Linked DNA regions of Homo sapiens: regions 1 and 2 are each linked to region 3. Evidence: chromatin loops called from intact Hi-C (ENCODE). Cell type or tissue: GM12878. All regions are shown on one strand. Each heading gives the region's core, and the rest is flanking DNA. Links, peaks and the distances in the headings are about the cores only.

Region 1 (10,347 bases), core at 2,894-6,893, 71 kb before region 3:
TACTTACATCCACTAACTCTGCATTTCTGAAGTTGTTATGGATTAAGAATTCGTGTGTGTGTGTGTGTGTCTGGGTGTGTGTGTGGCTCTAGGTGTGTGTGAGTCTAGATGTGTCTGTGTATGTATGTACATGAACATACATGCACAATATATAAAACTGGTAAAGACTCCTACTCAGGAAATAGTCCATGACTTAAACAAATCAACAAAGTGGCAACTCCCCCTAAAAACATACAGCTTAAACCCTTATTTGACTTCAAATGTAGGTCCATTGTCAAAGACCACACATCTGGAAAAGCCATGACATAATGCAGGCCATAATTCAGGGTTTGTCTGCTTCACAGCACACCTTAACATCACCCTCCTGTATTCCCACTCTGCCTATGCTCCCACTTCCCACAGTTCTTATCTTGTTATATTATTTATGAGCCTGAACTATAAATACATTGAAATAGGGAGGATTTTGTTGGCTTGGTGCAGTTTAAAGTGCTTTTCAGTACTATATATATTTACAACATCTTATAAATATTTAAAATTGTCATAATAATGACTCCATTGACTCATAATAAATTCTGTGTTTAGTGTAGGGATGATTGCCAAATTGATAATCCAGAAAATTGGAAAACCCCATCAAACTTTGTGACCTGATGGTCCCCAAAGAATATCTTTCTAATTACTGGAAAAGCCTGAGCAGTAAGCTTAGCTATCTTAGAAGTTGATCTTAATAGATAAACATCCTGAAATTTACCTCTTTGGGAAAGATAAGTAAAAGAAATATTTTCTGCTGAAAGAAATATTTTCTGCTGAAGAATTTGTTTATTGGACTGTATCTTAAAAGTCGAATAATTTTTAAGAGCTATCAGGCAGTGTATAAAAAAAATCACAGATCAAGAAGTACCCTCCATGGTCTGAATGGAGAATTCCAAGCATGATGGAGAATAAAGTGTGTGAGAACACTGAAAAATGATGCTGCAGATGTATAGCAAGGATCCTTGGGAAAGAGCCTTGAATGCCATAAAGGAGTGTGAACTTTATACCAAAGGGCAGTGATTCTCCAAGTGTGGCCGCTGAGCAGTCAGCAGCATCAGTGTCACCTGGCAGCCTATTAGAAATGCAAATGGCCCAGCCCTAGCCTGGGCCTATGGAATCAGAAACTCTGGGGCTGGGGCTAAAGCACAGTCATCTATGTTTTCACAAGCCCTCCAGGTGACTCTGATGCACCTCTGCCATACAGAATATTTCTAAGTATTGGAATTATATAATCAGATCTGGGTGTGCCAATGGCAACGTGAAAAACGGATCAGAAGAGAAGACACTGAAGGTGGGAGGGGCTGAAAAGAGTAATGAAAGTATTGATTGATCAGAGATTTTTGCATTTTATCTGTATTTTTTCAAGCCTAAGATGACATTGATGATGTCACACCACTATTATATTCACCTCTAGAAAGAACACGTCTGCCAATTAAACAATAACCTAATGTTTCTTATCACTTGGAATTTGTATTTTATACTTACTAAAAGGGATCCTTTATACTTATACTGTCAGATTTTTATCATATATCACCCTTGCACATACATAAATGGGAAAATATAAGCAAAATAATTTGGTCAAGGTATTTCTAACATTTATTTTCTATTCAGAATCTGACTCTTCTGAAGCACTGTCCACTCAAAAGCTATCTAGAATGTGAATGGAGGGAGCATTCTGTGTTTTTATAAAGCTCCACTGTTGTTTCTGGGATTTTCTTCCAAGTGCCTGATGCCTATTCTGCAAGTCTGGATGCACACGCACAGACCATGGTGTCCCCCTCATGACTGCTGCCTGTAAGATGCTTCCTGGCTTTGCAGATGATAAAGTGTGGGATGTGAAGGACATTTTAAAATTGATGATATCCCAATGAGCACTCACCTGGGCCTCTACTAGGGCAGTAATGGGAGTAATAGGAATAAGGGGACAAAGGCCAATCAGAATCCATCAGAGGTGGATTCTAAAAGTTGTGTGCCCAACTAGATGCAGAGAAAGGGAAGAGGTACATGACTCTGAGGTTTCTAATTTGAGTGACTTAATGGATGGCAATGCCCTGGATTGGAAACTCAGGAGGAGTGGGTTTTAATAGCAGAAGGAAAGCAGTGGATAAGGTAAAATGGGTTTGGTTTATGGTTTTTTGAATGGGACATCCCAGAGGGATTCCCAGGTAAAAATGACTGGGATGCAGATATAAATAAAACTTCATAACTCAAGGGTGAGTGAGGGTGAATCATGGTTAAAGAGAAATAGTTTTTAATCCACAACATCTAAATGGTAGTTGAAACCAGGGTGATGAGTACCATCTTCCAAGGAGGATATACAGAGAAGTTGAAGACAGTTAGTTATAGAACAAAAACAAAAATTAAAGAAGTAAATAGAGATTTGAAGGAAGGAGCAGAGAGAGAAAAAAATTGTTAGATGATGTTTACATATCTTGTGGGCACCTCAAAGACAAAAACTGTCTTACATGTATTCTCACTCCCTAAGACAATGCCTAATCCAATAACATTTGTTGAACCAACATGAAAATGGTGACCCAAAAGCCAAAAAGGTGAATATTTTAAGGAGAAAATGATCAACAATATTAAATGTTATAGCTGATATATAAATAAAATGACAAAGAGGCCACTGGATTTAGTAAATCCAGTTTAACTTGCACCGCTACCACCAACTTCATTTTACAGGTTAAGAAAGAGAGGCCTAGAGACTTGAACACACATGTCCAGGACCACCAGTTGGCTGACTGGAGAGTCAGAGGCAGGACTCTGGTCTCCTGGCTCTTTTCCTGGGGCTGTTTTCTCTATACGGAGCTTCCCCTCTTAGAAGAGGATTACATCCACTGCAGATAAAGCTCTGGATCCAGGCAATCAGATAGGCTCTTTTCTTAGTCCATTTTCTGTGGCTATAACAGAATACCACAGGTTGGGTAATTTACAAAGAAAAGAGATTTATTTGGCCACAGTTCTGGAGACTGAAAGTCCAACATTGAGGGGATGCATCTGGTGAGGACCTTCTGCTATGCCATGACTGACGGAAGGGCATCATATGGTAAGAGCAGAAGAGACAGACAGAGATAGTGGAGGCTAAACTTAACTTTTTATCAGGAGCCCACTCCCGAGATAATTAACCCAGATAGCAGCATTAATCCAGTAACGAGGACACAGCCTTCATGACCTCATCACCTTTTAAAGGCTCCACCTCTTAATACTGTTAAAACGGCAATTCAATTTTTTTTTTTTCTTGAGACGGAGTTTCACTCTTGTTGCCCAGGCTGGAGTGCAGTGGCATGATCTCAGCTCACTGCAACCTCTGCCTCCAGGGTTCAGGCGATTCTCATGCCTCAGCCTCCCGAGTAGCTGGGATTACAGGTGTCTGCCACCACGCCTGGCTAATTTTTTGTATTTTCAGTAGAGATGGGGTTTCACCATGTTGGCCAGGCTGGTCTCGAACTCCTGACCTCAGGTGATCCACCCACCTCAGCCTCCCAAAGTGCTGGGATTACAGGGATGAGCCACTGCACCTGGCCAGCAATTCAATTTTTAACTCATGAACTTTAGGGGACATATTCAAACCATAGCAGCTCCTACTGACCAAGTCCACCCGTAACAACAAACTCCACTAACAGCCACATCACCTCCACGGAGCAGGAGAGAACAGAGCAAGGGGTCTGGTCCTGGGCATGCATTTTAGGGCTTGCCCTAATACCTGATCATTCATCGCCGGCGGAGTACCCAGTGGAAGAAAAAGTTCAGGGGACTTTACTCTCTGGGTTCTATCTTGAGCCAGAATTTCCTCTGACTCTGGTTACATGTAATAGAACAGAAAGTGACACCACAAGCAGGCAGCAGAAAAACAAAACGGGCTTCTTCTATAGTATGCGGTCATTAACCAGGATGTTCATACCAGCTTCTGTATGAAGAAGAGCAAAATTTGAATTCAGTGAAGTCAAAACAAAGATAATGGTATCATTCTTTTTGATGTCAATTAAGTTGTATCACTGTTTATTGGGCTGATGACATCCTGAGAAAATGAGTGATTTCTTCAAAGCAGTGATTCTCAAACATCAGAGCTTATCAGAATCACCTGGAAAGGCACCTCTTTCAGAGCTCCCAGGGTAGCCTAAAGTGGGCTCTGCCCTTAAAGCTCCAAATTCTCTGGAGGTTTATCCCAAGAGAAATAGTGAACATAACATCTCCCACATTTCAAAAGTAAAACCATTCAAAGATCAGGCTCCATGACTTATTTCCCTCTTTGTAATCCTTGCAGGGCCAGAGGGTCGACAGGATGAGACGTGTGGCCAAAACCCATGTGGCTTCAGTGTTTTTATTAATACAGACATGTACAGCCATGCGGAGGTGTCCGGAAGCCCCCATCTGGCAAAGATGACTAATGGGACTTTCCCACTGACATCCTAGTAAAGGTGCCAGAAGTATATTCATTCCAGATCACAGCCGTAATAGGGCAGTTTCTCTTGGGACACTACCCTGACAGACAACCGTCTTCCTTTTACAACCTACGTGACACCCCCATGTGGTACCTTCCTCTCCACAGTGGTGAGCACAGAAATGCATATCTGACCAGAACCCGGGAACTGAACGCTTCACAGCAAATGTCAACCTTTCTATAAACTAGTAGGAGTGCAATTTTTCTTCCATTATGCAGATTGCAATTTCCACCCACTTTTATATTCCATGTCCCAAAAAGTGAAAAGCAGATACTGTAGTTAGAATCTCTAATCAAAGGAGCACTAAGTGGGTACAAAAGTAGATGAAAACTCAAGAAGATACTATTGGCTGTTTGCAGAAAATCATCAAAGACTTTCTCACAAAGCAGTGGGAAGGAATTGAGTGAAGAGTGATGTATTCACTGATGGGTTCTATGGAGTCAGAACATGCAAATACATATTAGGCTAAGAAATACAGAGTACATTTATTCAGAGCCTACTCTCACAAAGATAGGCAAGATTTCTAACTAGAGATAAAACTCATATAACCATTGACACAATCCTAGTCCATTAATAATTGCTTTTTTTCATATTGTGAAGAGAGGAACCAACAGCATTAATAAGAAATAGGTATCTGGAGTATGAACTGTCCTATTAACTGAGTGACCTTGGGAAAGTCATATAATCTTTCTGGGCTTCAGTTGTATCATAAGTAAAATAAGATTGAACTAGGCCAGGTGCAGTGGCTCACACCTGTAATCCCATCACATAGGGAAGCTGAGGTGGGAGGATCGCTTGAGCCCAGCAGTTCGAGGCAAGCCTGGATAAAACAGTGAGACTTTGTCTCTATAAAAATTTTTTTAAAAAATAGTTAGCTGGATGTGGTGATGCATACTTGTGGTCCAGCTACTTGGGAGGCTGGGGAGGGAGGATCACTTGAGCCCAGGAGGTCAAGGCTGCAGTGAGCCGTGATCATGCCACTGCATTCCAGCCTGAGCAACAGAGTGAGACCCTGTCTCAAAAATAAGAATAAAAAAAATTGAACTATATGCTTTCTAAGATTTCTCCCAACCCTGAAGTTCTGTGTCTATAACCGAGGGAACACTGGCTATTGGAAGATTTAACAGAGATATGAAGCATCGGGGGATATGTCTTATAATAGCAAAATAATTCTCTTTCATCATGGACAAGAACACAAATAAATATGACTGTGGTCATAACAGAAGCAGGATTTGAAAAGCTGCAAAGATACAGGAGCTGCAGAGCAGATTCCTAGAACACCATACTCAGGCAGAAAAAATCATCTCTCCAAGGATGCCAAACTATATTTTCTAAACAGTGTCTTACAGAATGGCAACTCTGCTGGGTACTAAAAGGCTTGAGAAATGAACAAAGTTAAATAAGTAATTTTGCTGCAAGAGGTCTCAGAGCCTTTTCTGCACTGTCCAACATAACTTTCTGCAATGATGGAAATGTTCTATGTATGTACTTTCCAATATGGCAGCCATGAGCCACATATGGCTATTAAGCATTTGAAATGTAGCTAGTGTAATGGAGAAATTGAATTTTTTATTTTATTAATTAGTTTGTAGTTAAATAGCCAGATGGGGCTAGTTTCTATATTTCAGAAAGCACAACTTATATCACACATACACATTTATAATGCTAGCTCTAAGAGGGAGCCAGCACATACAGCATTTACCAAACTTGTTGAGCCATAAAATTCTGCTTCCAAAGGACTGGAATTCTTTGCAAAACCATTTGGGAAACACTAGACTACGAGCTATCTGCTAGGTGGTTGAAGCCCCAGGAGACCACTCTAGCTTTGACATTCTAACTAGCCAGCACCATCATGGGCATCAGTCCCCACCAAGTGGTAAAGACTGGGTTGTTCTCTGTTCTCAACATGTGATAATATCATCTCACAATTCAGTCACATCAAAATTTCCCAAGTCCCAACAGACACCCTTAGCAGAGGTAGCCCAGTGCAGGTACAGTCAACGGGAATCAAGCAATGTTAAACAACTGGCTGTCCCTTTCCACCAAACGTAAAACAATGATAATCTAGTGCAACTGGGCTTTTAAGTTCACCAGGCAATCTTGGATGCAATGATATATCATTATCTCAACAACCCAATGAGATAGGCAGCATTCCATTTTGTAGGTGATGAAAATGGTGCTTACACAGCTAAAGTGACTTAGTTGCTCAAGGTCACACAGTTACTGGGACTTAACCTCAATCTTTGAACTACACCTCCTCAGTCATTCTAACAAAACCATTTTGAACTGAATTTTTCCTTACAATGCCTAGGGCCCATAAAAATATTGAATTAATAAATTCTCAAAATACCAAAACATTATAGATCCCTGAGGAAAGTACTTTGTGTTACAAGCTTTGCTCACACATACCTTGAGAAGTATAATAAATGCAAGAAATGTGTAATGATAATGGAATATATAAGAGACTGACGTAATTATTCATGAATATGTGTAATTCCTATTCTCCAAGAACTCCTCCACTGGACCTGTAATAATTATGTGCCTCTCAACTGAAAAATCCACATTGGTGTGTAAATAACCAGCTACAAACTTCATTCGCCCAATTATTTCTCCTTTCCTGGGTATGCAATCAATTTAGTGCTTCTGAATGCTATTTATTCAGACCGCAATAGCATACACAACTGCCCATTTGTGCCTCAAATTCATGCTTGACTCCTTGAGTGGCAGCTTGTGGGCCAAAGCCCTTGAACTAATTTGTCATCACATCAGATGAGTGCATTTGACTCTGACCTACACAATTGCAGAAATCAAGGTTACTCCATGGAATATTGTTTCTTGAACCATCATTTGGCCTTGCAGGAAATTAGGATTTGCAGCTATGACTCCATGTTCCAAATCCAAGCATTGCCGAAAGAAGACAATACAGGTCTTGAAACAGCATGTCAAAGAGGTGACTCTCTACAAATTACACAGGCATGGCTGGCTATTAGCAGGGCTCACTGCACTCACTTTGGCTTTTAGATTAAAATATAATCACTTTCAGTCAAATATATAGCAGTCATTATTTTCTCTTCACTAAAATTATATACACTTAATATAAATAATAGACTTTATTATGCCATACTGTACTCTGAAAATAATTTATACTACAGTTTTCATTACAATGTGGCATACAAAATGCCATCTGCGGTCATCTCAAGGGTTCTGAGAAACCCAAAGGGAAGGAAAAGTGGGAGGTAAAATAGCAATGAAAGAAGAACAAAAGGTCAGCTGGAAGGAAGATACAAGGACATTTAAAGGCGAAGGCTGGGTTGTCAGGCAGCTTGAACAAAGTGATGAGACACATGGAGGGCCTGGAAAATCTGAGAGAGAGATGATTTAAGTAATCAGCACTCTCAAAGGCACAGTGGACAACACAGGAAAAGTTGTGGGGAACGAAAAGGTTGGTTAAGGGGGAAGTTGGAAACACATGAATGGGAAAGGGGGAACAAAACACCTCTGCACACAAATCCACACATCCAGCTAAGAAAGCTCAGGGGCTGGAGAGCTCTGGTACACCACCACCAGATCTTACCACCTGGGACTTTGTTAATATCTCACATTCCTGGTTCACAGGAATCTGTGGTTTTAACAGGCACCTCCAGGTGACTCTCATGATGGGCCAGTTTGGGAGGCAGTGCTAGTGAAGAATGGCACAGATGTGGGGCTGACAGCCTAAAGTTTGAAACCAGACCCATCCACTCACCAGCTCCGTGAACTTGGAAGACACTTGACTTTCTGAGCCTGGGTCTTCTTGTCCATAAAAGTAAGAATATGTTTTGCCCCATAACGATCCTCCAGGTTAGGTCTTATTATCAACATCCCCACTTTACAGATTAGGAAGCCAAAGTAAAGAGTGATGAAGTACTTCGCCCAAAGCCATGCTGCTGACAAGTGGCAAAGTTGGTATCAAAGCAGAAGACACCTGGCTCCAGGTGCTATGCTCTCAGTCAGACACTGTTCTGCCTCTCCTCCCAGAAAGGAACGCTCTACTGAGAAAGGCAGGAGAAAAGCTTTCCAGGCAAAGCACTTTATGTTAATTCTTATTCACATCAGATAACAACTGATGTCCCACTTATATAAGTTACTCTGTAAACTAGCAAGTTTACTCAAATTAATTTTTGAATCAAGCGTTTCTTCCCCAAGATTAATCATTTATAGGAATCAAGCCATGACTCCACCTGGGAGATGGCTCGAGCATATTAATGCTTCAACAAAAGTCACAGCTAATAATGGTACCACAAGTAGTAGAAATGAGTATTCAATCAGGCACCCTTAGTCTACGTGCCCAGACTTGAATCTGCCCTAATGGGATTCACTGATGCAAGACCATGTGCCTTGAGTGGATTCACCTCTACACTATTTTACACAGGCTTCTAATCTCCTCAACATATTCCTGAGCTGCAAATTTGCATTCTCTTTGAAATTGGGTCTTACTAGTTCATTTCTGAAGACACTGCAGCATATATCAAAATGAAGATCTAATCACCTGCTGTTCTGACAAAGAATATTTATTTTACCAGGATGTGTGAAATGATTCTTTCTCATTTGTCATCATGCTCTTCACTCCGGGGTGAAAGAAGATGCACATCATGCATCCTGAAAGATAGAACATGATGCCAGAAACTAATTCTGAATGTTCTGTCTTTCAAAATACATATGTATATATAAATATAAATTTTTAAAAATATATGTATACTTCAGAAGACAGAGTCCATTGGACTCTGAACCAGAAGAATGACTTTTTCTTATTCCTTCCCATTGGCAGATATTCTGCCTTCTGGAGGTTTTACACCATTCCATGTAAAATATTTAAAGGTAGCTGCCATGTTCTGGGGTTCTGGTTAGTGAGCTTTCTGCCATAAGAGGTATTCAGACCAAGTCAGTTGATCATCTGGCAGAAAGGTGTAGTGCTTAAAATCAAACACCAGAAGCGGTATTTAAACTGGATCACCTTTACCTCCTAACCTTCAGCTTCTAGGACCATCCTGGCCTCTTCTGTCAGGCTTCAAAGGTTCAATTCTTCCATCATTACTCCTAGAACACTGTCTTCATATTTCATCAATCTAGTTGTCCCACCCTCATCTGGATATGCCCTCATTGATCAACATGCCTCTTAAAGGGTGCTCCTCAGAACTAAACAAATGTGATCTGACCAATGAAGAACACCCTAGGACTGTCACCTCTTTAATCAACAGTCACTTCTATAATGTGCTCTGGAAGAGCACTTCCTGTTGTTAAAGCTATGCCTCACCAGTGGCTCTAGTTGAGCTTGGGGTAACCTCAAGTGTCCAAAGTTGTAGCAACTTGGACACAGATTTTGACAGGAGGCTGGGGAAGGAGGTCATCTGTGCAATGAGCCATCTGTTTAGAGAGACTATCACCATGGGGAAAAGCATCCAGGAGATGGAAAGGGAGGTGAGAAACTTTCAGAGGTAAATTTCACTTTTTCAGTTTTGCCTCTGATTGGCCCTGGGATTCAGGACCATGGAGACAGTCAATCCAAAATCTCCAAAACAAAGTTTATACCTGCCTTTAGTCTAAATTATACCAAGAAACATTCCCCCGACCCTTCTTCATCTCTACATCTCAAGATTTACTGTCTGAGCATACTTGAACTTTGGATAGTCAAATATTTCACTAAGGAAGTATTTTAGGGTTCAAAAATAGAATCAGAGAAAAGGATGCCCCAAAACACAAGAAAGTATCCCAAGATATAGCATAATGGGATGAAGTGATGGAAGCTTCCTCCAAGTTAGGAATCAACTGTGTCCTGCTTCACTGCAATGCAGTGACAAGATCCAGTGTAGACTTCCACACATATACACACGCACAC
Region 2 (10,347 bases), core at 3,424-7,423, 210 kb before region 3:
AACAAAAAATATTCTATATAAGTCCATATTTATTGTTCATTATCTGTATCCACTAGAACATTCTGCAGTGATGAGAATGTTCTCTATCTGTACTGTCCAGTATGGCAGCCATTAGCCATGTGTGGCTATGGACACCTGAAATGTGGCTGCCACAATGGAGAGCGCAAATCTATATCCACTTTCTAGAATCTCTTATTTACATTTGCTTATTAGCATTTTGCATTTAAAACATTATATTTCAAATAAGTGCCTGGCACAGAGTAGCTCTCAGTGAATATTATACAATTTTTTTAATTCCTTGAATCTTTGGATTCAAAGTCAAACATTTAAGTCACTCAATCTTATAGGCTGCTTTTAAATATAGTAGCAGTTTCTTATTTCATTCTCATTGTGTCAGAAGTCCAAGGATAATAAAAGTTCAAGAACTTCATGAACCAGCTCAGCACATGAACTCAGAGATTAGTCAACAACTTAAACAAACAAGGCTGGCCAGCTGGTCTCTGCTCTATTTTACCACAGTCTGGGGCAGGAAAAAGGCATTTAGGAAAGGACTTGAGAGCGTTTCCCTCTCCTCATCACCCATCTCCCTCCCCCCAGTCCATCAGTTTAACCTGAACAACTTTTGGCTGATGATAAAGGAGATGGCCGTTGGCTCTAGGGACCCCACCAGTCACACCAAAACTGTGCCCCATGGAACCTGGGGCTTGTAGGGCCCCATCCCGGTGAGACACAGCATGGCTCCCTGTGTCCCAGATCTCCCTATTAGTCTGGCTGGGCCTCCTCACCATAGACCTGCAGCCACAGATGACTACAACTGCATGGCTTCTCACTCTTCTGTTGTTTAATGTCCAAGGAGGGCAGTTTGGCAACACCAAGAAGAGTTTAGACAAATAAACATGATCAGGACACACCATAATGAATGGGCTGCACCACACAGCCAGACTGCCCAGCTTCATGGTTTCAGACTGTTTGGATTCACCATAGAACTTTGCTTTTTCTGCAATTGCTCCATTTAGAAGGACAGCAGGTCCAGCTAGGCTGGCATTGAGTACATGGTTCATTCAGTACTTGCTATAAAAGTGAAGTCTTGCATGCAATGTTTGCTGGCTGAATTTTACCACTGCTGTCCTACTGGTGAAAAGGATTGAGGACCTCAGACCTACAGGCACTAAAGATTAGGAGATACTCCTATGTCAGAGTTTACCATAGGCTGAAATAAATGGGCTTTGTCAATGGGCTGAATTTTGCACCTCTTCCCCCTAGACCCCACAAAAAACCCTCCTATGTTGAAGTCCTTGCCCTCAGTACCCCAGAATGTGACCATATTTGGTGACAGGGTCATTATAGAGGTATTTAAGTTAAAATTAGGTAGTTAGGTTGGGATCTAATCTGATGACTGTCCTGATACAAAGAGAAAATCTGAATACAGCCACATACAGAGGGAAGACAATATGAAGACACAGGGAAATGACAGCCATTCACAAGTCAAGAGGAGCCCCTGGAACAGATCATTTTCCCCATGGCTTTAGGAATAAGTCAACTCTGCAAACACCTTGACTTTTGACTTGTGGTCTCCAAGACTGTGAGAACATAAGTTTCTGCTGTTTAAGCCACCCAGTCCCTGGTACTTTGTTATAGCAGCCCTAGCAAACAAATACAGACTTTTTCTCATCCCATCTCTGTAAAGCCACAGACTTCTTAGTAGGGATACGACTTCTTTTCTTGGGATCCTCTTTTACTGTCTTGAATAAACAGCCGGGAGGAACACAGGGAACTTCTCTGACCTAGGTTGGAGCTATTTTTCCTTCCTGGACTCTTTTGTCCTAAATGTAACAAATAAGTTGTGTCAATTTACTTGATAGCCCTCTCCCTGTTCTTTCTCCTCTCCCATTTCCCAGAATAAATTAGTCTTCCCAGGAAACAGCTCCAGGATCCAGTCTTTCCCCAGGGAGGCCAGGGAAGCTCTGAAGGGTTCCCCAAGTCCAAGTCAATTCTTTCAAGGTTGGCCCTAGGAAAACCCAGGCTGCCATGAACAGTAACTCTTATCAGATTCTTCTTGTCCCAGTAGTAGTTTGTCAGGCTCTCTGGGAACAAAGTACCTGCTCCATAAAATATTTTCTTCTGTGTACTGCCCCCAAATAATCAAATGTATTGATGAAATGAAAGGTATATTGCCTTTCATTTTACTTGAAAGATGAGATGTCTTTATTGCCCATCACAAGTAGTTGATTCCTTTAACCATTCAGGATGGCCATATTATAGCCATTCTATTAGACAGTTAGCCATGTTTGGAGAACCCCAAAGGCTACCGAAGACCACAGGGGACTCTTCTGCCCTGTTCTGATGCCTACCCTGGTCTGGATCTATATCCCTGAGAAAATTGGACCTCACGGGTCAAGAGCAAGGGTCAGAGCCAAGCACAAGGCAAGAAAGCTTAGGCTGCTTCTGGTTTTGTTAACTAAAACTATCATTTACTTCATCAGCATGACTCATACACCAGTACAATACAACATATAGGAAACAGTGGGAGAAGTAAATCAACCCCACCACTCAGGTTTCCACCATCTGTAATGGGGGTTATACTGAAAGGGGACCTGAATGGAGGAAGGTGATAACAAGGAGGGAACTTATTAAGGAAGGTGAAAAACAGGAAACTTAGTAAGCGAGGGCATTATTATAAATACCCTGGGACAGGTGTTTGAGCCTCCTCACTTGCAAAGCATTTGTCAAAAAAAGAAAAAGAAAAGAAAAGAAAAGAAAAACATGGCCCAGCAAGACAGTGACCCATTTCTGGCTGCAGCACTAAACCGTCCTTCCTGTGTCACCATCATTCAACAGGGGTTTAGAACACAAGAGGTGTCCTGTGGTCCAGGGTTGCCCAGCCCTCACATTCATTAAACTTTCAGGGAGAGAAATTGGCTTTCTTTCCCCATAACTCTCAAGGAGGAAGCAGCCACATATTTTACCTGAGGAGCTCATTTCAAGTACAGTATTAAATACTTTTTGATTTTCCATCAATAAGTTTTTCTTTATGGTTAACCAAACTCCATCACGCTATAATCTTAAATGTTTTTATAATTTTAATTTAATATAATGTTATATTTAATGTAAGTTTAATTTAATATAAAATATTACTTTAATATGAAATCAATGTGTATCTATAAAAAATATAAAAATATTAAGAAGAAAGTAATAGTTATTCATAATCATTTACTGGTGAAAATCAATGTTAATAATTGAGTATATGATATCTGTATATATGTATATAAATGTATGCACATGTGTATCTTGCTTTTATTTGATGTTATAAGTATTTCTCAATAAGTTATCTCATAAGTATTTCTCAATAAGTTATCTCAATATCATCAATAAATACGTTTTATCATCAATAAATAGAATCTTCCTAAGTAGAAGTTTGATTCTGTTTTTGGTTGTCATGTTTCTTTTAACACCCACAGTTATTTGGTGGCACTAAGAATAAATCACTAAACTTTTTATTCTAAATCCCAAATTATGAGAATCGTAGATGGCCTCATCCTATCTCTAAAACCCACCCAATCCCCAAAGCTCCTGAGGGTTAGAGTCAAAAATAGAAAGAATTAGGGTTCCAGAGACGGCAAGAATTAAACATATCACTTTTTTTTTTTTTGACTTAGAAATTCAGTGGTTTGTTCTTTAGGGACAGAAAACATCCATGGTATCAAAAGAGCCACAACAAAATGTCCTACTTCCCACTTTAATAGCTGCACCCCATAATTTTCTCAGCCATTGCCCATTGTTGGACATTAAACTTGTTTCCCACTTTTGGCTCGCATAAGTAACAATGCGATGAATTTTACTGGGTATGGATCTTTCACTGATTTCCATATGTTATCCTTAGGCTATATTCCTAGAAGAATTACTAGATGAAAAGGTAAAACTGTAAGGCTCTTGATTCCTATGTTAAGCTATAATTTATAGTCTTGCAGCCAACACAATCTTCAAAAAAATGTAACCTTTTATCATCTTAAAGTGGGCCATTCAACTTCCTCCTCACCAGATCCAGTAACTTCAGTTTCTTTAAACTTTTAACTTCTCCCCAAGGAGAGATGGGATTCCAGGATCTCAAGGAATTACAATCAATCCTGGATGGAGAAGCCTGCATATGACAAGACTCCACAAATAGGATGGAAGAGCATTTGGAGTCCATTTTCCCAGGAAATCACAGGCTGCCTGGACATGCTGTTCTCAAATGTATATTCTTCCCAGCTCTTGAAGGACCACTATCCCTGCTTCCACCATAGAAAAGGGAAAACAGATGCAACGACCATATTGATAAAACCCCAAGCCAGCATGATTGTTCTGGCAAACACAAATGTAGATACAAAGGCAATGGGGCTTAATATATTTTAAATCAAGGCCATCCCAACTGATATGTATTTAGTCTATTTGTAGACATTTCAACAAATAGGCACGAAGAGTCTGATAGTGCCAGGCACTGTGGTGATGCTGGGTGTGCAATAGCCAACCGCATAGGCACAGCCTCTATCCATGCGGAGTTTAGTTTCTGTGGGTAAGTGAGTATGTACAAGAAGTGCCATGATGCAGTCAGAGGGGGAAGCCTTCCTGCCCAGCTGGAAAGCCTGTGGACGACACAATGCAATCTGACCTTTCCATCATCAGCCCAACCAGCCCCACTCCCATGCCCTCCCACACCTTCAGAAGAGAAATCTTTGTTCATTTCTTTTACTTCTCTGCACATCACATGCTATTGAGAAGCACTGAGACAGAGCACAATCAAAGAGGCAAAGCACTGGATTTCACTGAGACACCAAATCTGAAAACAGGAGAGGAGACAGCCCTTGCTGACCCCTTTCAGCCCCCACATTCAATGTGTCCACAAAGGTAGACAGTAAACAGGAAAACTCACCACCACCCTCACTGTGACCTACTATCTTGGAGGCCAGACTGGCAAATCTCCTATGCAAATAAAGCCTCTTTGCTGGATGTCTAAGGCAGGTTTTATTTGCAGAGCAACTGACCAAATCCTGGGGCTCTGATGAGAGCCCAGACCTTCCCGGACCTCTCCGCAGGACCCTGGGTCGTCCTGAGCGTGTCTGCTCATAGTGCTAGTCTGTCCAGGGGTGTTTGTCATCTGCTTCATTGTATGTCTGTTTGTCTGTTTGTCTTCTCTCCAAATCTTTAGCAATTCAACAATAAACACCAGAAACCTAACTCTACTCAAAACATTCACAAAGGCGCTGCAACCATGCTTAATGGCATTGAAGCGAAGGAAGTGGGGCTGGGGGAAACAGGGTGTTGGTGGGTGTTCCCAGTTCCTATGGTCACAGCCTTAGCCACAGCCTTGAAACACACAGTATCGGGTTCTCAGCTAGCCCCCTTGGCGGGGAGAGCTGGGAGTTTCTGACCTCCTTTGGGGTTAAGGCTGCTGGTCTCAGTCTGTGCGTAAGCGAGTGGTCACAGTCCTTAATTGCAAAGGGGAAGTGGTCAGAAAACACACTCTGTCCTGGCAAGATTGATAACTTGTAAGATACTTTGGAAGAATGCCAGAAAGTAACACTGAGGTTGTCTATGAAACTAAATATACATACATCACTTACAAGTTTGCTTATAATTTCCAACATGTTCTGAAAAGAAAAAGAAAGGAAGCAGAGGGAAAGGAATTAGAGGTAGAGTTCACAACAAAGCCAATAGAATTCTCTGCCATTTCCTTTTTTGAGTGAAGAGATCACTTTAAAATAATAACATCTAACAAATCCAACAATTACTATGTTCAGGGTCCTAGTCAATGCATTTTACATGTATTGACTAATTAATTAATCATAATAGTTTTAGACACCAGTCCTTTATTTAAAATAAATAAATACTCCCATTTTATGGATAATGAAACTGAAGTCCAGAAAGTTAAGTCATATATAGGATCCCTAAGATCTAGTAAGTACTGGAGCCAGGATTTGTTCCCAGGCAAATGACTCGAGGTTAACACTAAACAATTACACCCTGCTAAAAGGGCTGAATAATTTCTATCAAATTCAAAATGAATTATCCCATGGCAAAGGGACATAGGATTTGGATCATGCTGCTAATGAAGTTGTTGTTACCAAGATCAAGACACAAGGATCAAGAGCAGTTTTAAACTGGACACTGAGGCTCAGTGAGGCCCATAAGCTGGGAAGTATATTGCTTTGGCGCTACCTTCACATTTCTTATGAAGAAAGCAATCTAGAGAAAGTCAGTAAACTTTGACCATATGAAGTTTCCAGTTTGATCTCGAATGTTGTTTCTGTTTGGGGCCACCATGCTATCTGAGCTGTCATTTTGTTACCTGACTGAAGGTAAAGGAGTTATTGCCAGGGCATGCTGTAATATTCCTCCTGGAGTTCAAAGTAGTTAAGTCTAGAAATAAAATAAAACCTTATAAGCTAGTAGACAGTGAAATTGAGACCACAAAGCACACTTGGTGATCATATGCCCACACTTTGTCTTCCAGGAAAAACATGAGAAAGAGTGATTCTGTCTTTATGAGCTGGCTCTGCTTGAAATGAAAGTGAAGGGTGAGGCTCCCAGTCTCCACTTTTCATCTCTGAAGGCTGGTGAACTTTCTGGAGACTGCCTGGAAGCCTGCATTGGGGTGACCTACATACTGCGTTAAGTCCAACAACAGTTTATGGAGTATCCACTGTATGAAGAAGGCCATGCTAAATACTGTGCAGGACACAAAAATTGAAAAGACAAAGGCTGAGCCTTCCAAGAGCCCATCGGGCTAAGAGTCATAACTGTCTGCATTGGAAGTCTGGCTGGGAAACAAGTCCTGAGACTTTGAGTTAGAGGGGAAATAAATGAAGAGATGGGAGAAATGTCTGGGGATTGTGAGGTTTGAACGGGACTGTGCAAGTGAGTAGAATGTCTTTAGGTGAAAAAGGGAAAAGGAAGAAGTTTAAGTTGAAGAAAATACCTAGAGCCAGAGGCGAGGTGTGAGAAATACATGGTGAATCTTGGACTAACAGGGGTAGGCCAGCACTACTGTGAGCCCAGAATGGGTCTGAGTGTGTGCATGCCTCCCCTTTTGCACATGTGGGGAGAAAAGGTGTGTATATTCTAGCAAAGACTGAAAACGAAGGCCTAGCCAATGCTGTGTAAGGTCTCAAATGCTGGATAAAGGACTAACAACTTTATTCTGCATGTCAAGGAGGTGGATGGGCATCCAAGTCTTTGAGCATTGAATGACATGATCAGGGATATAATTTAAGGAGACTTTAAATGCCTTAAAAAGTGCACCCTAGTCATAGGTCATAGTGACCCTAATCATCAGATCCAGAGGCTGACCTGAACAATAGCATCCCTGAAGTCTGTTTCTGGTGCTGACCCAGTGTGGGTCTTCAGATCGTAGGACAAATGTACAGGGTCAATCCCTGGGGAATAATAATATAACTGATATTTCACCAACAATGTAACATGGTAGACAACCGGTTACCGTGCGACATTGAAAATGTATAGGAACCACGCACCCCACATAGATGGACTCATCCATTTTCATGGAGCATGAAGCCTAGGCAGAGAGATCATTCCAACTCAGTAAGGACTGCAGAGAGGGGTGTCAAATTGAGCACAGGCTCCAGACTCAGACACCTAGGTTTTTGTGTCAGTTCATAACTTTAGTAGATTAGTTTACTTAGGCTGCTATAAAAAAGTGCTACAACCTAGGTGGCTTAAACAACATAAATTTATTGTCTCACAGTTCTGGAAGCTACAAGTCTGAGAGTTCCTTCCAAGTTAGTCCAGACGCTAGAAGAAAGCCCCCTGTCAGCAGGGAAGTTTCATCTGAGGGCTGTGAGACAAAGAACAGTTCCAGGCCTCTCTTCTTGGCTTATAGATGACCATCTTAATGTTAATTCTCCCTGCATGCCTGTCTGTGTCCAAATTTTCTCTTCTTATAAGGACACCAGTTTATTGGATTAGGGCCTACCCTAATGACCCCATTTTAACTTGATTGTCTCTGTAAAAACCCTATCTTCAAATATAGTCATATCTTTAGGTGCTAGGGGTTAGGACTCCAACATATGAGTTTTAAGGAGATACAATGCAACACATAACACTCAGTTTCCTTATTGGTGAGATGGGCTAGTACTATTACCCACCTATTGTATGTGTTATTAGAAATAAGTGGCTCAAGCTTGTGAATTGCTTAGAACAGTGCTTGGCACACAGTAAGCCTGCAGCAAATAATAGCTACTGTTACACAAATTGACAGAGGAATGTAGAGCATTCTCCATCCCGCCCCTCTGTCCTGACAGCTCCTATGCCTTGCTCCCAGGCAAAAGCCAGGCTGATTGACAAGTAAGCAAACCATCAAAATTCTGTCACCATTCCTGACGAAAGCGATCACAGTGGCTCTTAACCCACCTCTCACAGTTTTGAATGTAACTATTCTTCACCAAGCAAAGTTTCCTATTATAAAACAAAAGAAGGAAGCAAGCCACACTTTTCTATTTTTCCCTTGGAAAATATCAACCTCACTGCACCTTTAAACAGAGACTGACAGCAGCCTGACTGACAAGCTTGTACCTCCAAAGCCAGTTAGGGTTGCAACGTCCTGGCTCACTCAGCCCTAGCATCCCTCAAGCGGGACGGAAGGAACCCCGACAGCCCTGGGAAACAGGCTGTTTAACTGGCAGTGCCGAGTCAGCAGCAAGTGTGCAAGGCTGGTTATTTGTGGACGGCACCAAAGAGTGGCTATTATTTTAAAAGAAATTCTCATAGAAAGAATGTTGGATTTAAAACAAATAAATGGGCTCATGGAAGCAGAATAAAACTGTAATGTAAGTGAAATGCTGAGCATTAGACCGTGTCCATCCACACTCAGGAAAACAGCCGTCAGAAGGTCCAAGCTTTCAGTTCTTTCAGAATTCACATGATAATTGTGATAAAACAGAATGTTTCTGAAATACTAGTTCATATCATTGACAATGCCTACTTTATAAAGCATGAAATGTAGCTTTCACTGGGAATGCCCATATTACTGGCTCTAACAATAGGTGAAATGAACATGTATGTTTTGTTGAGTTTTTTTCACATTTTAACATCTCTGAAATAAAAATATGTATTAAAATTATTGTGAGAAGCAGCATTGTGGCCTGGCATGGTGACTCATGCCTGTGGTCCCATGTACCACCATGCCTGTAAGTGAGAAGAATCCCTCGAGCCAGGAGTTTGAAGCCAGCCTGGGCAACATAATGAGACTCCCATTTCTAAAAAATAAAAATAAATTCAACAATATGTCTTGTAGAATCTCATTTTTTTTTCAAAGAAAGAAGCAGCATTGTGTCATAGTTTAATTGGCTGCATGTTGTTTTTTTCATGGAGTATAAAGTAATTCTGAAATTAACAAACAATAGTGATGCAGATTCAATGAAATATGGGAGCAACTCTAAGTGCATTTGAATTTCCTCTGGGAATAGAAAACATGACTCGTTTCTTCTTCTTTACATCTCCCTAAATCTCCTAGACCTATATCGTGGCATGAGTAAGAACATCTTCTAGTGGCAAATGTAAAAAAAAAAAAAAAAAGGACAACAAGGTTAGTGTTCTAATTGAAGTCAGACTGCAAATTAGCAGCAAGTGATTCAGACTCAAAAAATCAGTGGAGTGGTTCCATTAGATCATGAGTAGCCACGGAATTGCTTGTGTATGTGTGTTTTGTGATGTGATTTTGTAGCTTTAGAACCATGACATAGCCTGGGAATTAGAAAAGAGATAGAAGCAGGGAGTGGCAAATATAAGAAGCCTGAGTGGCAGGCAATTGTTGAGGCCCTGAACCTCGGAGGAGAATCAGAAGCCAGTCTTTTTATTGTGCAATATACTGTCCTTACCTAACTTCTTAGCTTTGTCACCACATTTGAGCTGCAAAAAGTGGACCATGCATTTTCAGTTCCTCACATCTTAAAGAGCAGGGCATCCAATCAGTGCTTAATGGACATCTCCCTTTCTTAAGAAAGTGTTTATAACATATTCCTTTGTTGATGTCTACTATACATTAGTGGAGAAGAAAAAACAAAGATGGATAAACTTCCATCTCCAAGTGCCAGGAAAATTCTTCCAACAGAACTAAGGCTTCCAGTGTCATGGAAGTTCAAAAGAGAAATTTAATTTGTTCATACAAATTGGGAACTGATCACTCCTCTATGTTACACTAGTCTAGACTACAATGTTTTCAGTAGCACAATTTTGTCCCTAACAGAACTTTCCAACAATGTTAGACAGATGTGTGCCACTTAAGGTCAAAAAAAGTAGCAAAAATATTTTGAAACAGAGAAAGGATTGAATAGACTCACTGTATCACTCAAGGAA
Region 3 (10,347 bases), core at 4,008-8,007:
AAGAATTCCATCATGTATGTAGCTACTCCCCCTCAGGGAGGTGGAGTACAACTCCCACTCCTTAAGTGCGGGCTATCCACAGTGACTCCCCTCCAAAGAGTAAAGTATGAAAAGGTGGAAAAAAGAATCACTTTACAGTAGAAAAACCTGTCAAGACTACCTCAGCCAGGTCATCAAGGTGAACATCAACTGTGAGTTGCGTTGAGGGTGCCACTGATGCAACGTGATGAGAAGGGCACTTTGCCTCTGTGATCTTTCTTCCAGAAACCCATAACCTCAGTTAAAACATGAGAAAAACATCAAACAATTCAACTAAGGAACATTCTACAAAATACTCTCCAGGACCCTTCAAAACTATCAAAGGTCACTGAAAACAAGGAGAGTCTGAGAAACTGTCTCAGCCAAGAGGAGCCTATGGAGACGTAACAATTAAATGTAACGTGGCATCCTGGATGGAATCTTACAGAAAAAGGACATCAGGTCATAGAGTATTGACTTTGGTTAATCATGAGATTGTGACAAATGCACCTAATGTACATTCATACATTCAGATTTGCAAAAAAATTTTAAAACTAGTACAAAGCATTCCCATATACCTCACACCTAGCTTTCCTTATTAATATCTTACATTAAGATACAGATAATGTACATTTATAATGTGGTACTGAAATATAACTTGGTATTCATGAGTCCATACTGACATAAAAAAATGATCAAATAAATAAACGAGTGGGGGAGATGTACATTATCTGCATTCTAATGTAAGATGTTATTTGTACATCACAAAGTACATTACCTGTATCCTTCATTAGGATTTACATTGTACATTACATTATGATACAGATAACGTATATCGTACAAATGTACATTTTATATTACTTACATTGCACATTTGTACAAATGTATATTATATGTATCCTAATGTAAGATATTAATAAGGAAAACTGGGTATGAGGTATATGGGAACTCTTTGTACTATTTTTACAACTTTTTTGCAAATCTGAAACTATTCTAAAATTTAAAGTTTATTTAAAGAAATTTGGATTCCTGAGTGCCCCATCCCCAGAGGCTGTGCTTCAGTATATCTGATCTAAGACTCGTCAGCTGGTAGGGGAGTAAGCTAACCAGGTGATTCTGTTGCAGGTTGCATCTGCAGTTTTCTAAAAATCTACAATCCAGGATCTATTTGTTTAAATACAAAAGCAACTGGCCATTGAAATGTCTACCTCCTCTACGCTTGAGTGCCAGCAGCTCCAGAGACAAAAATGACTGCCTCCTACTTGCCTGACCCAAGGGTACCATTCCCAGTGCTGGACTACTCCAGAAATGTTGTCATATTATGCCATGGCCGGTCACCAAAGGCCACATTTCCACAGGTTTTGACAACCCCCAAGTACAATCGCATTCACAAAAATAAGCTTTTAAAGCAGTGATGATGTAACAAACAGTCCTGTGGCCTCCAGCTCTGTGAACTAGTGAAGTAAAGAAAATGAAAAGAGAATAAAAGGTAGTGCTTCCAGCAGCCCTCAAACTGAACAGATTAGTGCAGGGAAAAAAGCTACTCATTCACCAGGAAGAGCACGGGCGGGAGGAACCATGCACATCTTCAAGGCTCAATCCAACTGTGCTTGGTTGTGCATGGTCTAATGGTACTCTCCAAAACCCTCCGATATTTATATATGGTCAATTAAAGCATAATAATTTTAGCTAAGGAGATGGTCTTCAATATTAAATAGGAGACTTGTGGAATTATTTAAATAGTTTGGTTGGAGAAGGTAAACCTATATGGCCATTATAAATCTTAACCATATCATTAGAATAGGTTGCTGTCAACTAGTATAGAACAGTTGGATTGTGTCTGTCTTATTTTCTCCATGGGTATTCAATCCCTTGATCCCTTCATTTAGGCGACCTGATTTTTGGCAGGTGTGTTATTCATTTCCTATGAATATGACATTTTCATAGTGAAAAGATGATCAGTTACTCCCAGATAATATCATTTGTCTTAATTTGCAGACTTTCCTGAAGCATCAGGAAAAACGTAACAGATGGGTGGTGTGTGTCTGTGTGTGTGTGTGTGTGTATGTGTGTATTTTCACATGGGCCACCCGTACCGGGGGCCAGACAAATGAGTTCAGCCTGTGTACCAGGCAACAGTCTCCACCAACAATGTTTTCATTACTAATTCTTTCTTGCTCCCAGGATCAAATTGTAACACTCTGTTTTTAACCAAAATACAATGAATTCTCAGCCTAACCAACCTCAGAAGGAGACTTACTGTAATTTCCGACAGGCTAGCACTCTGTCAGAGAGCTCATGAGCAGGTTTGCTTTTGGAAAACAGCCTAGGGTTGGAGATTTTTGGTCTGAAGTAGGGAAACGTAGAAAAAAATTCATTGAAGAAATTTAGCCCAAATCCATGTTGCCAACCTCAAATGATTAGTTTCCATATAGAAAACAAAAATAAAGATGAGGACAAGATAAAGTTTATTCCTCAGACTGCTCTACTGCATGAATCATCCAAACCCAGTAACCAGGATATTTCCGTCCGCAATACCTCAAAACAGACTCAAATGGCATTGAAATAAATTGTGTTTCCCCATTTTTAATGGCACAAAGTTCATTTGAGTTAAGCAAATGACATCATATGGGGGGAAAACTGTAACCTTTAGTTACCTGTAACCATAGCAGACACTCTGAAATATGATATTTGAACTTATAATACCTGTTAAACCACAACAGATTCTGCAAATGTCAGTGTCAGGCTGTTAGGGAAGCAACTGATCAGAATCCCAAATCCTGTCCCAGAATCCCAAGCCAGGATAATTTGTTATGGAAGCAAATTATTCTTGATATTTTAAAAATAATTCTAAGTAGAGTCACTAATTAATCCTCACCTCGTAGCGCTCAGTCCTGATAAATGTAAACACTTGCCTCTTAGCAGGCATGATGAAGGGGACTGCAGGGAAGCTAACTTGTTCATGGAGCAAGTCAGAGGAGAACGCACATTTCAAATGGAAAGTTCATCTCCTAATTCTGAGCTCAAGTCATTTTTCTCTGCATTGCTGAGAAATTGGCACCGAGATAAGAAAGAGGCCAAACTGAAATCATTACATGAATGCTTCTTGGTATTTGGGCTCTGATACCCAAGGCTGCCTTTTGGTTTGTAATTCTTTTTGAGATCTTTCTTTCCTGGAAATGGTAAATGCCCGTGTCCATGAGGTGTAAGGTGGGGCAACAAATACTGGTCAAACGGGAAAAGACCCAGTTGTTGCATCCTGTTTTCTGTTAGACCACAGTTTCAAGTTCCTTCAGGGCAATTGTTTCAAGACTAATTTTCCACCCTTTGGTGCCTTGTCAAAGAACTTTCTAGGGTCAGCAACATCAAATGGATGCTCTGCAAACAATTTCTGAGTATGTGCCAGGCCCTGAGGACATAAAGACCCATACAACACCTTCTCTTATGGTCCAATACAGGAAGACGTAAGAAAGCCTGACCTCTCCTCCTGGAATTCTGTGCCTGGACTTTTTCATCACTCACCACTTGGTTGGAGACCTGTCTACTGTTGAAATGACCACCTCCTATATTTAGGGATTCTCTAGAACAGCCCTGTCCAATAGAAGTATAACGTGGACCACAAATGATTTAAATTTTCTAGTAGTCACATTAAAAACAAAAGTTCAAAAAATATGTGAAATAAATGTTAATAGTATATTTCACTTAAACCAGCATATCCAAAGTAATGGCATTTCAACATGTAATAGACACGAATAAATTATTAAATTAGGAGATATTTTCTTTTTCACACTCAATCTTTGTGAAATCGACATCTATTCTACACTTCGGCACATCTCAGCACTCATTTCAAGGGCTCCAGTAGCCACATGTGACCAGCAGCTACCAAACTGAAGGGCACAACTCTAGACCCTAGCCTGGCTTCTTTTCTTTTACACTGCGGAGCTGAAAGCCTCTGTTCAAATAAGAAGGTAATGTATTGCTATTGCTGCTGTAACAAATTCCACAAACTTAGTGCCTTACCATACACATTTTATTATCATACAGTTCTGGAGTTCCGTCTGACATAGGTCTCACTGGGCTAAAATAAAAGTCTCATCAGGATTATCTTTCCTTCTGGAGGCTCTGAGGAAGAATCTATGTCCTGCCTTTTCCAGCTTCTAGAAGCTACCTGTACTCATTGGCCCTTGACCCCCTTCCTCCCTCTTCAAAGCCGGCAAGGATGCATCTCAGACGCTCCCTCTGATCGTGTTGTCCTCTGACCATAGCTGGGAAATGTTTCTCAGTTTAAGGAGATTAGATTGGATCCACCTGAATAATCCATGATAATCTCCCCATCTCAAGATCCCTCCTTTTATCCCATCAGCAAAGTCCCTTTTGCCATGTAAAGTAACACATTCGCAGTTTCCAGGGATAGGGACCTGGACATATTTGGGAGATCATGAGTATGCCTACTACAAGTTTGGTTTTGTTTTCATTACAAAGACAAAAGAATAAATATTTGAACTTGAGGACTTGGAGAATCTATCAGGTTACACTGGAAAAACATTGATTGCCTTTTTCCCTCAAGTTCATTCAGAAAGAACAAAAACTTCTTCCCTTGGATAAGAAAGACACAATCACTTTCATGAAGTTCCACCCATATCCCAGGATACGAATTTTTTCCTCCCACATGACACTGACTCTTCATTAAAAATATTTTAATGTCTTCTAGATGCCAGACATATACCAATCCTAAAAAATAACCACAGCCAAATAGCAAGAGGAAGATTATGGCATAAGGCGATGGTTCTTTTCAAAGGTAAGAGGGTTTTTAAAAAATTACTATTGTTTTATTTTGAAATATTTTTTCATGTTGGATGCACACTAAGAGCATGACATCTTTCCCCAGAAATGTTACTAATGAGAAGAAATAACCTAGGAAGAACCCAAATAAGCAATAGCAATTTTTAAAACCTTTTATTTGTCAGAAAAATATCAGAGTCATTAACACATGGAGCCAGAGATCAAAATAGAAACATAAGGCCAATACATTTGAGACTTTCTTAAGGACATAATTTTTAAAGACTTAAAGATTGTGAAGTAAGTATGTTTATTTACATATATCAATGCATCTTTTGATGCTAGCTTATTACTTGCAAGTGTCATGCCAATAATGCATATTGTCTGTCACCTGGCTTATGGCTTTAGCCCCTTTTGGAGGATAATCATAAAACCAAAAACTGTTGGGGCAGGAAGGAACCGCAGACAATGCAGTCCAGTCCACTCATTGTGCAGATTCAAAAATAGGCCATTGGGGAGGCCAAGTGACTTGCTCAAAGTCTTACAAGTAACTAGTGGCTCAGCCAAAGCCAGACCCTAGACTACAAACTGTCAGAACAATGCTTTTGACCTGTTGGGAAGGGGTGAAATTCTCCCTAGCCACTCATTCATTCATCCATCCATCCATCCATTCAACCAGCATTTGCTGAGTGCCCACCACATGCAAACGCTGTTCCAGGGCTGGAGATGCAGAAGAGAACAAAACTGGGGGCCTTCTGCCCTTGGGGGTGAAGAGATAACAAATATATACTTATGCCAGGTGGTGAAAGGGCTAAGAAGGAACATAAAGCAACATAAGGGGCTCACTAGTGATGGAAGGTTGCTGCTGTTCACAGGTGGTCAGGGAATACCATATGGATAAGGTGACATTTGAGTAGAGAGTAAATTTGGAGTAAAATTTAGAGTATGTTTAGAATAGAAGCGAATTCTAAACAGCATGGATATCATGAAATGTTAATAGAAAATTCCAAAAACGATAGTGAGGATGTATATGAAGGGGAGGCCAGTGGGAATCAGTGAAATAAGGAAGCAGGTGGCTTAAACAGAGAAGGGACGCTGGTGGTGGCAGTCTGCAGTCTGCTCACCTGAGCCTCCATGCACCTAAGCAGGTGTGACCTCAGAGGAACCCCCTGGAACTCACCTCTGCTGTCTGCCTGGCACAGGTCCAGGTGGCGCCTATGAAGACAGGCCCCATGACCACAGGGGAGCAGTTCTGGCCTGAATCTGAGGAGGGAACCTGGGCAGAAAAGGATTTCCTTTTCAGTAACCAAAGAACTAAGAAAACCCTCCCGATTCCGAGTGGGGATGGAGGTGGATGAGCCAGCAAGAAAGGACCTCAAAGGTCAGGCCAGATTAGAAGCCAGGCTATTTGAAACAAGGAAGGGAAGCGACTGAGAAACAGTTCAAATCGTCAAGCTAATTGTGCCCAAGGAAGCTTTTCACAAAGTGTAATTCAGGCTTTTTTAAACCATAGACTGTGTTGCTGTACCACCTTGAGGCTCCAAGTAACACTGCAGCTTTAAGAAAGCAGAGTTGGTCATCAATGCCGCTGGACTTCTGTGGTCTCTGCCCAAAGCCTCCTTCTCACTGTGATAAAATTCTATGTACCCCTGGATTGGTGGCAAGCACCGCCCTGTAGTGAACCCCACGGGAGAGACTGCAGGGCTGTTTTCGGGACAGTAGCGAACTCAATGGCTGCCACTCAGCCCTGTGACGCTAAGACCAGCCCAGCCTGGCTGAGAGGTGCATAGGCACCACTGTCTAGGGCAAACTGCCAAGATGGCCATCTTAGCCTACCCCGAGCTCCAGCACCTCAGATCCTGTCCCTTCACGCTCAATCACAAGGCAGCTTCTGAGGCCATCAGACGTCCCTACTCATGGCTGAGGACCACAGTGGCCATTCAGCAGCTTTGCCTTCCTCTGCATACCCTGGCCAATGGTGTCCTTCCCTGTGCCGGTATTTGCTCCTGCTAGAAACTCTGGCTTAAAGCCCCCTCCTCCATCTCTTCCCTCATCCCACCCCTGCACTCTCCTCCTCCAATCCAGTCCCTTGGCAGGACAGCAGGCACTTCCTAGTTACAGACTCGGGGTTGGGATTTGGATAGCCAAGCCTCTGTGTCAGGAGACGGGGCGGGGGTCCAGACGTGGGAATAGGGACTGGTGTAGTGGGGTGCAAGACCGAGGCAGAGATAAGACAGGCAACTGCAGCAGCTTCTCTCTGCCTTCCTCGGTGGAGAGCAGTCTTCCCCTCACCCTAACCCACCCCAATTTTAAGAGGCGAAAAAGAAAACCCAAGTAATGTGTGCTTTTCAGGAGGCATTTCGGGACACAGAAAAGTTTTCTGGCTTTTTTTTTTTTTTTTTCTTTTTAATAAACTACTTTCATTTGTGCCTAAACATATTAACCTGCATACTATTTCTTTTTTTTTTTTTTTTTTTTTGAAACAGAGTCTTGCTCTGTTGCTCAGGCTGGAGTGCAGTGGCAGGATCTCGGCTCACTGCAACCTCTGCCTCCTAGGTTCAAGTGATTCTCTTGCCTCTCAGCCTCCCGAGTAGCTGGAACTACAGGCATGCGCCACCAAGCCCAGATAGTTTTTGTATTTTTTTTTAGTAGAGACGAGGTTTTGCCATGTTGACCAGGCTGGTCTTGAACTCCTGGCCTAAAGTGATCCACCCACCTCGGCCTCCCAAAGTGCTGGGATTATAGGTGAACCACCACACCTAGCCTAAACATTATTTCTCTTCGAAGTTTTCTCTCTTGTTTTTGCAAAAATTCCAGAAGCCACCTTGTTAATACACCCACAACCTCTTTGATCAAATCTTGTTGAATAATATATTTGAAATTAATTTTCCACCATGAAATACAATATACATTTAAAATAGTATATAGAGGATGTGTGCAATCTGAAGAAAGATCATAAATTAAAAATCCAGGGGCATAGAATTCATAAACAGAATATTACTAGTACCTTAGAAGCCTGTGTCACATCCTCCTCTCTTCCCCCACCTTTAAAGGTCACTGTCACTATCAGGAAATCACTATCCTGAATTTTATATACAATTTATTTCTACCCTTTTACCATAGAATTTTAGCTTGTTTTTTGAATAGTCCAGAAAAATAGACAAATACATGTATAGCCCTCCCTAAGAAATTTAATATGTATTCTGTTTTTGCTTGGAAATTGTTAGGTTTTTTTGAATCTGTGGATTATCATCTTTCATTTCCAGAAATTTTCCAGCCATCGTCTTTTCAAATATTAATTCTGCCCCGATTCCCTCCTTCTTCTCCTTCTATACTTTTTAGGCATGAGTTAAATCTCCTTTCCCTCAAGGTCACTTAAACTTTTTCCATATATCGCATTTTTGTCTTTCTGTGCCGCATTCTGGATAAGGTTTTCTAATTCACTAATTCTCTCTCAGCTATGTCTAATCTGCTGGTAAACTCAATTGTTGAGTGTTTTATTTCAATTATCTTAGTTTTGATTTTTGAAAGTTTGGGCCAGGTGCAGTGGCTCACGCCTATAATCTCAGCACTTTGGGAGGTCAAGGCAGGCAGATCACTTGAGGTCAGGAGTTCGAGACCAGCCTGACCAACATGGTGAAACCCCGTGTCTACTAAAAATATAAAAATTAGCAAGGCATGGTGGTGGGCACCTGTAATCCCAGCTACTCGGGACGCTGAGGCAGGAGAATCACTTGAACCCAGGAGGCGGAGGTTGCAGTGACCCAAGATTAGGCCATTGCATTCCAGCCTGGACGACAAGAGGGAAACTCTATCTCAAAAAAAAAAAAAAAAAAAAAAGATTATTTTTTAAATCAGTATACTTTCAGCAAGTAGATGACCCTCCATGATGTGAGTGGGCCTCATTCAATCAGTTGAAGGCTTTAAGGAAAACAGACTGAGGTCCTGCAAGGAAGATGAAATTCTGCCTCCAGACTGTCTTCAGACTCAAGCTGCAACATCAGCTCTTCTCTGGGTCTCCAACTTTCCTGCCTGCCCTGCCAATTTTGAACTTGCCAGTCTTTGCAATTGCATGAGCTAATTCCTTAAATAAGTCAATCTCTCCCTCTCTCTCTCTCTATATATATATGTCTATAGACAAAGATACACACACACACACACACACACACACACACACACACACACAAATATCCTATTGTCTCTGTTTCTCTGGAGAACCTGACTAATACATGCAGCTTCTCTCTCCCATGCCGCATCAGTCAATCAAACCTGAAGCTCAAGTTCACTGGGCTCAGCAAATGCCTTCAAAGCCAAAGTTGGTTTTACTGCCTGCTTACAGTTGCACATTTCTACCTTCATTGGGTTTTTGGCCTGCATAAATCCTGCCTTCATGCCAGCCCAACAATGCTTTTAGGAATATTTTTTATATTTTATCCAAAATGTTTAATTGTTTCCCATGGGTGGGTTGGTCAGAGTGGCTCATTCTGCCATATGAGTACAGATGAAGTCAGTAAATGAGCTGCTTTATTGTGCTTTTCCTTAACTTACCTTGCAAACCATTTCATCATGAAATGTGGCTCATCCCTTGGTGACCTCTATCATCTGGGCATTGCTGAGTCATCTTCTTTTTGCAATACTCAACTTACTGCATCAAATAAATAATAATAGTAATGATTATAACTATATAAATCTGATTCAAAATCACCAAGAAGCAAGGTAAATCCTTCCTTGCTAAAGTTCTCTGATGGCTATGGAGTGTGGGGTTACACTGCATCACATTACGAACATCTTTTAACATTTCACTTTCTCTCCCTTCCCCCCTGGATGGAGGACTGTTTGCTCCCCGACACCTGCCATCTCTCCTTCCTCTCATGTTATCACCCCGCTTTCTCTCATCTCTTGGAGAGAGGAGGCGAGATGGAGAGGAAGAGGTAGATAATACTCAGAGATCATTGGAAGGTGTTACACCTGAATGGCCAGCATAATGTAGGTAGGATACCTGGAATAGGTGCTGGGGCAAGAAGAGCTTGATTTTAGACATACTGGACTCTAAAGACAGAGGGCAATGGGAAAAGACCGCCCAATAACTGAAAAAAGGGACCAAGAGCTTGAAAAGGGCATTTGTTCTTTCGGTAATTTTTTCTTCAGACCATGTTTTGTGAGACATGGAAACCATGCATGAAATGGCCTCTATTGCTGTCAGCTCTGACAGGCAGCAAAAGAATGAAGGCAAAGAAAGAAGAAAACCATATAGTTAAGCTGAGATAATAAAAACTTGTGCCTGGTTTCTGGAAGGCACCCAGAGATCCTTTTTACATGTTGTCCTTCTCAAAATTTATCTACTTAAAATCCTTACTTTGTAAAGATTGTCAGCTGTATCAGTCTGAAGCTCAAAGCAATACCACATAAGAAGACAAAGAGAATCCGACTATGTAACAGTCAGAACAAAGAGCCCCAACCAAGATATTTCCAGCCATGACAATGGCCAGATTCATCATTGCCAAACTTGAAAAGGCCAAAGGTCAGTTTGGGGGTTTTAAAATGTTTTTG

Evidence for each region. Peaks named below come from ENCODE experiments on the same cell type or tissue, not always from the same donor. Only the 100,000 strongest peaks of a DNase experiment are listed, where the experiment ranks them.
Region 1: a loop joins it to region 3, with 4 times the contacts of the local background. A loop is called at or near these places in 2 of 110 quality-filtered maps.
Region 2: it touches region 3 in a loop (6-fold over the local background); 1 of 110 quality-filtered maps calls a loop at or near these places.

The regions. Positions count from the first base shown.
Region 1 is chr13:42,400,026-42,410,372 of GRCh38, reverse strand. No RefSeq gene overlaps it. Among named protein-coding and RNA genes, the nearest start is that of LINC02341, 20 kb to the left of the region's middle. RefSeq lists enhancers at 4,085-4,494, 3,588-4,787 and a silencer at 9,720-9,809. In GM12878, for the core only: a CTCF peak has its summit at 4,557; DNase peaks (open chromatin) are centred at 3,862 and 4,442; H3K4me3 peaks cover 1,089 bases; H3K27ac peaks cover 3,588 bases.
Region 2 is chr13:42,543,977-42,554,323 of GRCh38, reverse strand. No RefSeq gene overlaps it. Among named protein-coding and RNA genes, the nearest start is that of TNFSF11, 25 kb to the left of the region's middle. RefSeq lists an enhancer at 4,924-4,973. In GM12878, for the core only: no CTCF peak of the experiment used is centred there; DNase peaks (open chromatin) are centred at 4,913 and 5,423; H3K4me3 peaks cover 1,078 bases; H3K27ac peaks cover 2,283 bases.
Region 3 is chr13:42,330,232-42,340,578 of GRCh38, reverse strand. No RefSeq gene overlaps it. Among named protein-coding and RNA genes, the nearest start is that of AKAP11, 63 kb to the right of the region's middle. RefSeq lists an enhancer at 6,239-6,308. In GM12878, for the core only: a CTCF peak has its summit at 6,327; a DNase peak (open chromatin) is centred at 6,108; H3K27ac peaks cover 727 bases.